Linked DNA regions of Mus musculus: region 2 is linked to region 1. The links are chromatin loops, found by intact Hi-C in ENCODE. Cell type or tissue: heart. All regions are shown on one strand.

What was found. Hi-C counts contacts between places; a loop is a spot of excess contacts. Peaks named below come from ENCODE experiments on the same cell type or tissue, not always from the same donor. Only the 100,000 strongest peaks of a DNase experiment are listed, where the experiment ranks them.
Region 2: a loop joins it to region 1, with 7 times the contacts of the local background. A loop is called at or near these places in 13 of 42 quality-filtered maps.

The regions. Positions count from the first base shown.
Region 1 is chr16:91,438,605-91,443,604 of GRCm38, forward strand. No RefSeq gene overlaps it. Among named protein-coding and RNA genes, the nearest start is that of A930006K02Rik, 24 kb to the right of the region's middle. In heart, a CTCF peak has its summit at 3,075 (motif pointing left); a DNase peak (open chromatin) is centred at 3,027; H3K27ac peaks cover 2,891 bases.
Region 2 is chr16:91,356,582-91,361,581 of GRCm38, forward strand. No RefSeq gene overlaps it. Among named protein-coding and RNA genes, the nearest start is that of Ifnar2, 14 kb to the right of the region's middle. In heart, a CTCF peak has its summit at 2,054 (motif pointing right); DNase peaks (open chromatin) are centred at 2,250 and 2,816.

The sequences.
Region 1 (5,000 bases):
CAACCAGAATCCAGCAGACAGCAGACAGCAGACAGCAGACAGCAGACAGCAGACAGCAGACAGCAGACAGCAGACAGCAGACAGCAGACAGCAGACAGAATCCAGCAGATAGCAGACAGCAGAGAACAGACAGAATCCAGCAGGTAGACAGCAGACAGCAGACAGCAGACAGCAGACAACAGACAGAATCCAGCAGATAGCAGACAGCAGAGAACAGACAGAATCCAGCAGGTAGACAGCAGATAGCAGACAGCAGACAGCAGAAAGCAGACAGCAGACACAGCAGACAGAATCCAGCAGACAGCAGCGGGAAGAGCAGCAGCAGCACCCACACCCCTCTCAGGATCAGGACCCTTGCATTTATATACTCTCTCAATAGTCCCCATAATTCCAAATGTCATATACTTGCAAAAAACTATTTGCAACTGGCAAAATGACCCTGCCAGAGCACGAGGTAAATCATAGTCTGCTGCTGTGAACATCCGGAAGCAACCCCACATCCCATACCTGGGACAAAAACATATTTCCATCACATTTCTTTGTTTTTAAAGAAACCAAAATTCTCACTACAGAGCACCAGGCTGTCAACCCAGGGAAGATGTTGTCTCCTTTCAAGTTCAAAGGCAGTTTGGGGTAGGAAGACCTCAGTTTGTTTGTTTGTCTGTGTGTTTGTTTGTCTGTTGTTTTCTTCTCATACCACCTCCAATGGATCAGTGGAGGCCCACCACATTCCAGAGAGCAAACTACTGCTCTGCGCCATCTCTCCTGATGTGACGCTCACCTAAAAAATATTTCACAGTATAAGAGACTAGCATTTCATAAACTGTATCTTTGCAGAAATACAGTTATCCTAAAATCATATCTTAAGAATGTTGTCTAACTAAATAGCTTTAGAGTAGAATATTTAGGATATTCTAGGCAAAAGTGTGTTGTCTGTATGCAGAGCATCTTGCTATTAAGACTAATGATTTTCCAGAGCAGGGAGGAGAACAGAAAGACAGTTGCAATGCGAGACAAGGAAGGAGAGAGGAGCTCTGTCATGAGGCTAGCCAGAGTCGGAGAAGAGCAGACAAACTATCCAGCAAAGGCAAAGTGCCAGTGTCTAAATGGCCAATAGATACAAGTTAGAAATCTCAAACCCCAATCTGTTCAAGATGCAAAAATGGAGAGATCACGTGAGAGTGAACCTGCTGGATATGGAGAACAGAGATGGCAGACTTTCTTGAAGGGAAACACAACCTTACAGAGAGGCCTGGAGGGGTGGAATTCCTCCTGAATGCATTCAAACCCAGTCCACCTGGCCTTGTTTACGCTACTGCGTGTTTTTTTTTTTTTTCAGGAAAATTACTGCAAAAATGCCAGGAAAAGAAATACAATGAAGACTCAGACAAACAAAAGCGAGAGGCTTTGATTTCAAAGGACCTTTATTAAAGATCTTTGGCATTATTTTAGGAAGAAGGAAACTGACCTCAGAGGGAAGGGGTGCTATTTTCGAATACAGGAAAAGCCTGGGAAGTACACTGGCCAATCAAAACAAATATTGGTTCATTATATCAAACAGCAACAGTTCAAACAAGCCCTCTATAGTATAGCATTGGAGCAGGGTCCTCTTGATTCCCATGATCAAGAATATGAATATGAAACTGTTTGCAAGCCACTAAGAGAACAAATTTTACATTATAGCAACATTAAATCTTATCTATAGAATAATACCTATGTTAATTAAGTTAGTCATCTCATAATGCATACACATTTTAAATGTTTATGTTTTACACAACAAATAGAGACAGCTTTGCAACTAAAGATAAAATCCAGGCATGGTGGACCATACTTTACCCCACCCAAGAGACAGTTGGAAAACTGATAGGAGCTAAGGTCAACCTGAGCTACATAGTGGACTTGAGGCCAGCCTGGGCTACATGACACCCATCTAAAAAATACAGTTTGGTTTTTTTTTTTTTAACTTTGAACAACTGTAGTTATTTAAAGTAACTAAAATGAAAGAAAAGAACTTTTTGCTTAATTATATCATTTCATTTTTCTTTCATTTTTGAGAATATAATATAATCACAACATTTTGCCCTTCCCTTTCATCTCTCTGGACCTCCCTGTATTCCTCATCTTGCACTCCTTCAAGTTCATGGTCTCTCCTTTTTAAAAATGTTGTTACATGTGTATATGTATATGTGTCTGTGTATACATGTGTGTGTGTGTGTGTGTGTATTCCTAAATGTGACCTGCTCAGTCTATATGATTGCATTTGTATGTACATTTTCGGGGCTGGCCCCTTGGTCCTGGATAACAAATTGCTGCGCACTTTCCCGGGGAGGACTCCCACTGTCAACATCCCTTCGCTGTCTGAAGCTCTTTGTCTGGGGTTAAGGCCTCATTAGCCTCAGAAGGGGAAAATTTTAAATCCAAGGATCTCTGCCTTCTTGTTGCTTGGGAGGAAAAGAGTAATTACACGTGACCTCTCTGAAACACACAGGAGTTGACTATGTTCAAATTTCTAGAGCACTCTCATTACCAGAGAAGTGTTTCTCCATGGGAGTTGGTTTTGTCCCCCAGGGGACGTGAGGAAATACCTGGAAACACAGTTGACTGTCTCAGCTGGCTAGGTTATCACTGGTACCTAGTAAAGAAAGCTGGCCAAGCTTAGAACCCAAAGTTATGCAAGCAGTCCCCCACACTCACAAGTTACCAGGTCTAAGATGGCCACAGTGGACAGGTTAAACCCCTGCTGGAAAGGTGAAAGTGAACTAAAAAGAACTATTCAGAGACAAGACCACTCCTACAAGAGAGAAAAAGACTTTTTTTCTTTAAAAGGTGGGGCAAAAGAAAAACACAAATAACGTAAATAAATCCCAAAGCAAAAAGACTACGTGAGCCAACAAGCGTTCGAATGGTCATGTTTGCTTGTTTAATCAAATCAAAGAGTGACTTCTGGGGCTAGAGAGGTGGTTTATCAGTCAAGAGCACCCGTGGCTCTGGAAGCGGACTTGGGCTCACTTCCCAGCAATCACGTGGCAGCTTACAACTGCCTGTAACTCCAGCTCCAGGGAGCTGAGGCCCTCTTCTGACCTCTTTGGCCACAAGGCATGCATGTGGTGCACACTCAGCATACATTCAAGCAAATGTTTATAAAATAAGAACAAATAGACCCTTTAAAAGTTTGCTCAGGCCTTGCAAACTGGTGCTGGTATTTGGTCTCAGCAATCTCTATTTTTCTCATGAATAACATTTTCTGTCCAGGCTTACAGAAAGGGTGGTGTTCGTTAGGTGTCACATTCTTGGTGCCAAGGTAGGGGACACTGCCTATGCAGCTCCCAACCATCTGAGAAGCTGTCTGCATTTGCTGATAGGGCATCGTGAGCGCCTCCCCTGTGGAGCCTGCAGGGGCCTCACAGGGAGAGATCCAGGAGTTCAAAGATGAGTTCTAAGGTCTGGGGAATTAAGATAACAGTTGTCTTCCTCGTAGATGTGCTTGGAACCTTGTTTTCTTTCTCTTGCCTCTTAAGGTAGCATAGTCTCACCACGTAACACAGGTTGGCTTGAAGTCATGGTTTTCCTGCCTGAGACTTCTAAGAGCTAGATAAAAAGGCATGCATCGCCGGGCATGGTGGTGCACACCTTTAATTCCAGCACTCGGGAGGCAGAGGCAGGCAGATTTCTGAGTTCGAGGCCAGCCTGGTCTACAAAGTGAGTTCCAAGACAGCCAGGACTATACAGAGAAACCCTGTCTCGGAAAAAAAAAAAAAAAAAAAGAGGCATGCACCATCACATCCTGACTGAACATGTTTTTTTTTTTTTTTTTAAATGTGATATTGATGAAAAAGCACTACCTATTAAAAGCTCGTTATTTGCCAGGTCCTCTATTCTTCTACAGGGATCTCCCACATAGAATAACAAGCAGCCACAGAGCCCTTGGAGCCGCATGGTGTGGGTGGCTGTGCTGAGGCTCTGGCTGTGCTGATAGGATGTGGGCAAAGCTGCTAACTTCACAGCCAGGGAGTGGAGGCAGGAAGAACCCCCAAAGGCAAGGCAAAAGAATTTCTGAGTATTCAAGGTGTTAGGGTCACGGTCAACACCAGCAGGGTGTCCTCTGGGACACCAAGATGTCCTGGCAGAATGTGTCCTCCTGTTTACAGAAGGCCCAAGACACAAACTCTCTCCCTCTCCTCCCCATCCCTGGCCTCCTTTGCTGGCTCTAGCCTGCAACCCCGGGTTGCCTGGGTTGCCCACAGGTTCACTGTGCTTCTTCACAGGGCCCCCTGCTCCAGTGGCTGGATTAACTTCAAAGCACCCCATTTTTCTGTCACTATGGATGTCAGCCTTGCAGCCATGGGGGTGGAGGGGGATGGAAATGCCCTAGTCAGTTTTCCATGCACAGTTCCCCCAACAAGCCACAAATAAAACCATTGGCAGCATAGGCAGAGTTTTAGGGGACAGTGACGCTGGCACTCTCCGTCCCAGGAACGTGCCTGTCCCCTTTGATACTGGCTTTAAGATAAACCAGGTGCAATCTCATTTGGATGAAGTCTGTCTTAGCCACTTTTACTTAATGCTGCCCCCATTGCAACTCAAAATTGAGAATCCACTGATCCTGCTGGCACCCAGGACCACGCTCTTGTCAGCAAACCTCACCCCACCACATACACACCCCAAAATAAATTGCAGCGGAAACAACCCTAGCTAGCTGGCTCCTTCGTTCATTCCACAGCTCCTCGGGCTAAACCCAGTAGGCTTGGACAAGTGTTTTCTGGGAAATGGTTACTTCTGTTTTTAATTCTCAGCTAGCTGGATTCACTCGGTACTCAGACCTGTTCAGGAAATCAGAAGTTAACTCCGTTTCTTTTTAGAGGCCTTTGATCACCTTGGAGCCGTGTCTTTCTGCCCCACCAGTGCTACTGGGGAGCAGCTCTCTATGTCGCTGCTACTCCTCCCTGTGTGGTAGCACCTGGCATGACTCATTCTACAGAGTTAGTACTCAGAATGAGGAC
Region 2 (5,000 bases), 82 kb before region 1:
TACCTGTTCTGTTTGTGATTCACTGAATACATAGTTTCAAAGTTGTAATGCTTGGATAATTTTTGTGCTTTACTGTGCCAAATGATTTTTGTTGGTATCTGTGATTGTCTCACTGGATATAGTTTCTAAGAGATGTAATGTTTGGTTTTTTTAATGTATAAAACCCCCTGCTTGAGAGCTGCAGAATACACAGATTCAAACTGCCTCTGTGTTTGTTTCTGTTTGTCACCACCAAATCCTTACCCACCTAGCTTCAAGGACCCTCATTCCAGGGACCCCCCGTACCCGACTGGGGTGGTCCGTGGATTGAAAACCTCCAGCATCCTTTCAGTCCATTAAGACCTTGCATAGTCAGAGTCATCACTCTGTTTGGATGTAGCACATAGTAGGTGCGCAAGGAAAAGTGTAGTTGAGAAAGGTCTGTGAGCTCTAGCCCCACTGTCACATCCCTCACGTGGCATGACGACCTTCTCAAATTCATGTTCAGTGTGACAGCTGTGGAGTTAATGAGAGCTGCAGATCAGCAGCCGGGACGTGCCAAGGTGCTGCCTGGACAGACAGAGTCCTAGAGGCTGTGGCTGGACAGACTAACTCAAGGACAGACAGAGTCCTGGAGGCTGAGGCTGGACAGACTAACTACTGGACAGACAGTGGGGGTTGAGGCTGGCCAGACTTACTCCTGGACAGACAGCTCTGGAGGCCAAGGCTGGATAAGCTAACCCCTCATTGCTTGAGTCAGATTTCTCTTGTGTATCCAGGAAAGGGCATTCTCTGCCCTTTGTGCCATGTCTGACACAGGCTGAAAGACAGAAAGCGGCTCTGTAGAGGTTGTTGGGACAGCTGAATGACTTGAACATCTGAAATCCAGCTGTGAGCGGTTCCCTTCCATCACTATTAACTTTTTTAAAAAAGATAAATAAAAAAATGAAAGCCAGAAGGGTGTGAGAGGTTAGCCGAGCACTCGCCATGTTTTCCGTTTTCACCATAAGGCTTTGGAAAATAAACGGCTCGGTTGCCGCTGCTCCCACAAACAGCAGGAAGCTGAGGTCGGAGGAAAGCTTAGCCTTTTATGTGAAATGCTCTAGAGTTTGGCTCCCAGTTTTGTCTCTGACCTTGATGATGGACCCTGACCTTCAGGGGCTCAGGGAGAGTTGGTGATGATAAGCCACAGCCAGACAGCATTTTCTGCTTGGAAAACCCGGCGCTTACAGACTATCCCTTGGAGCAACAGACAAGGTGAAAGTCTGTAGTTTTACAAGAAGGTATTAGGAGAGTGGTTATTTGTTTGTTTGAGGGAGGCTGTGGGTACACGAGCTTGGAGGTCAGAGGTCAGCGTCAGGTGGCTTCCCTCAACCCCTCTTCATGCCTCTGAGACAGGGTCTTGTGCTGAATCTAGAACTCAGGCATTTGGTTAGACTGCCCAGCCCGTGAGCTCCAGGGATCTGCCTGCCCTGCATGCCTGCACTGGGACACACATGTGTACAGCTTCCCCAGGGACGCTGGGGCTTTGAACTCTGGTCCTCACACTCCTACAGAGAGTGTTTCACACTGCCCATCTCCCCAGCCCAGACATAATTTCTTTTCAAATATTTTCTGTCTGTGATTTGTTAAATTTGTATCAATTGAGAACCCAGAGGAAGAGGAGAAATCATATTTTAACACCTGATTGAAGATGAATATGTTGTTGAGCCCAGTGGTGAGAGAGAGAGAGAGAGAGAGAGAGAGAGAGAGAGAGAGAGAGAGAGAGAGAGAGAGAGAGAGAGAGAGAGAGAGAGAGAGAGAGAGAGAGAGAGAGAGAGAGAGAGAGAGAGAGAGAGAGAGAGAGAGAGAGAGAGAGAGAGAGAGAGAGAGAGAGAGAGAGAGAGAGAGAGAGAGAGAGAGAGAGAGAGAGAGAGAGAGAGAGAGAGAGAGAGAGAGAGAGAGAGAGAGAGAGAGAGAGAGAGAGAGAGAGTTCTGTAGAGAACATCTAAATGCAGCCCCCTCCCCATTCTCCACAGTTGTCACATGAATTTCATTCGTTTTGAGTCAGTACCATAAATAACCAGCAGAGGGCACTGTTCCCTAATAGAAAAGGAGCTACGAAGACGTCCACAGAATGATTTTCCTAGGGCTGCCTTAACAAAGATCCCCAGGCTGGATGGCTCGCACAATAAAAATACTCTTGTTCACAATCTGGGACTGAAACTCTAGAATTAATGAATGCACAGGGCTGGTTTCTTAACCTAAGGCCTCTCATTGGCTAGTGGCTCAAGTCTTCCCGCAACTTCACAGGGTTTTTCTTCTGTGTCCTGACCCGGAGTGACCGCTCTGTGGTTACAAGTCTTGGTTCAATTCCCAGCATCTACACAGGGGATAAACATTCGTAGCTCTGGTTCTAGAGGACCCAACGCCCTCTTTCAGCCTCCGTGGGGCCCAAGCATGGTCATGGTACGCGTATACGGGCAAAACACACGTGCACATACCATCAAAATAAACAATTTTATTTAAGAGTCAGATTAATTACAGCCCAAACAAATAACCTCAGTTAACTTCTTTCAAGATTATATATCCAAATAAGTCATATTCTAAGAATGTGGCAGATTGCAACATCGGCAGATGAACGGGGTTCGGGGCACAACTCAACACGTAGAAAGAAACTCTTCTGTTCTCAGTGTGACTGACCTTTTAAAAGACATGGACAGGACAGGACAGGCAGCCCTAAGTCCCAATGGTCTGACATCGCAAGAAACCAAACCTGAGAGACGGTACTGCGGATCTTGTTTTAGACTCTCCCTAGGCTATCAATGTATAGTCTAAGTCTCTCTCCACACTACTGGCCCACAGCTCCCAGTGAGCCCGGTGGTCAAGACGGGAGCTGCTGACTACAAGCAAGGCTGGGGTGTCCAATAGGTTAGCCACAACCAACACACTTCCTTTCTGCTTCCTGTATTTTCAATATACAATGAACTTAGCAAAAATACATCTGTGTGTCAAAGCATTTTTGTATTCTGGTTCCTTTTTGTATGGGTGTGTGTGTGTGTGTGTGTGTGTGTGTGTGTGTGTGTGCGCACGCGCACGTGCGCGCGCGCGTGTGTACTGGTATGTGTAGCAACCAGAGGTCAACCTTGTTGGCTTTCTGGGATTTTTGGCAGTTGGCTTCCTGGTTTGTTGATAGAATCTCTCTCTGGCCTGGGGTTCTCTAATTAGCAACACCTGGTTGGGTAACAAGGCCAAGAGATCTGCTCGTCGGCACCCTCACAGAGACAGGGTTACCTCTGCCAAGCCAGCACTAAGGTATCACCCAGACACATTTTTCTAGAATTATATCGCCTACGTGGTTTTGCACCTTGCAATGATTCAATGGTGTACTGGCTTTTTCCTACCAGTATACCGACTTCCATCCCGTGTGCTCAGGGGGATAAGAAGTGAGCTTTGAGCCCCCCTTATGAGACCTTGTGAGATGACCTACCTAAAGCTACAGAAGGCCGGACAGAAACAGGTGGCTGCAACCCTCTGCAGAGGCCAAGCGGTTCTTGAGACACCAAATGGAGGTGTTAAGGCCAAAACAGTTAGTGTTATAACAGGCTTCAAAAGCAGCCTTACAGAATCTCTTCCCAGTGTTGTCATACACACACACACACACACACACACACACACACACACACACACACACACACACACACAGAGGCTGGGCCAGTCCTTGAAGTTGGCTGACCTGCATCTGCACGAGAAATGACTGCTGGAGGACAGTGAAGCTGATTCCAGGAGGGAGAGGAGGAGCCAGGAAAGAGTAGGGGAGCACAGGATTTGTGTGCAGAGCAAATATCCCAGGGCAGAGACTAAATAAAGGCAGAGGTGTTGTGGAGTGAGGGTAAATCAGAATGCAAAGCAGGCGCTTGTGCAAGAGCTGCAGCCCTGAGGGTCTGAGTGGGAAGCAATTCTGAACGCTCTGGGAGCCTGGGGGAGTTTGAGCATCTGCATTAGGAAGCTGGTCTGCTTGGTGTGTGGAAAGTGATAAAAACATAGGGTCTTAAGGTCTCTGTACGTTTGGCATGACCCGCAGGAAAGCAAGCACAAAGCAGACAAACATGGGCCCACAGTCTAAGTGGAATGAAACCTACCCACTGCTGTGGCTTATTAGAAGGTGGACCCTAGCTTGGTCTTCAGGATGATACAAACCCTGTGACAAGCCCTTAGGTCACTGAGACCCTCAACGGCGATGGTGGGATCCCAGTCTCCTCTCCCTCTTGCCATGACAGGTTGCCCTCATCAGTGCTCCAAAGCCACAGGGCTCCAGAATCCTAAACCTGAATAAACCTGTTCTCCTCATAGGCTGCTTGTCACTGGCATTTCACCATAGTGATGGAGCACAAACACCGCATCCCTTCTCTAAGGAAAAGGACACAATGGCACGACAGTAAAAATAATAATAGTAATGATAATAATTAGGAGGCTAGACAGATGGCTCCACAGAGCACTGGCTGCTCTTAAGGGGACCCGGGTTCAGTTCCCAGCACCCACATGGCAGCTCACAGCTACCTTCAGCTATAGTTCCAGGAAATCGAACACTACGCTCTGGCCTCTGAGAGTACCTATACATATGTGCACATACACACAGAGACACATTAATAAAAGTAAAATAAATCATTAAGAAATAAACCAAACTAGGTACAGAGTTTTGCAACAGGGTACAAAACAGCAGCTAGGGTCCTGGAGCTGATGTTCCGCTAGCCTTGGAGTAAGCTGTTTCTTATTACAGCATTGGGGATAGGAATTACCACCACACACCATATCTCACACACATACACACACAAACACTCACATACACACACCACACACACTCACTCACACATACTAACACATATACTCACACACATACACAAACACATACATATACCATCCACACTCACTCATATTAACACATATACACACACACACTCATACTCACACAAACACATACACATACCATACACACTCACTCACACACATACACTTATACACACCATACAAACTCACACTAA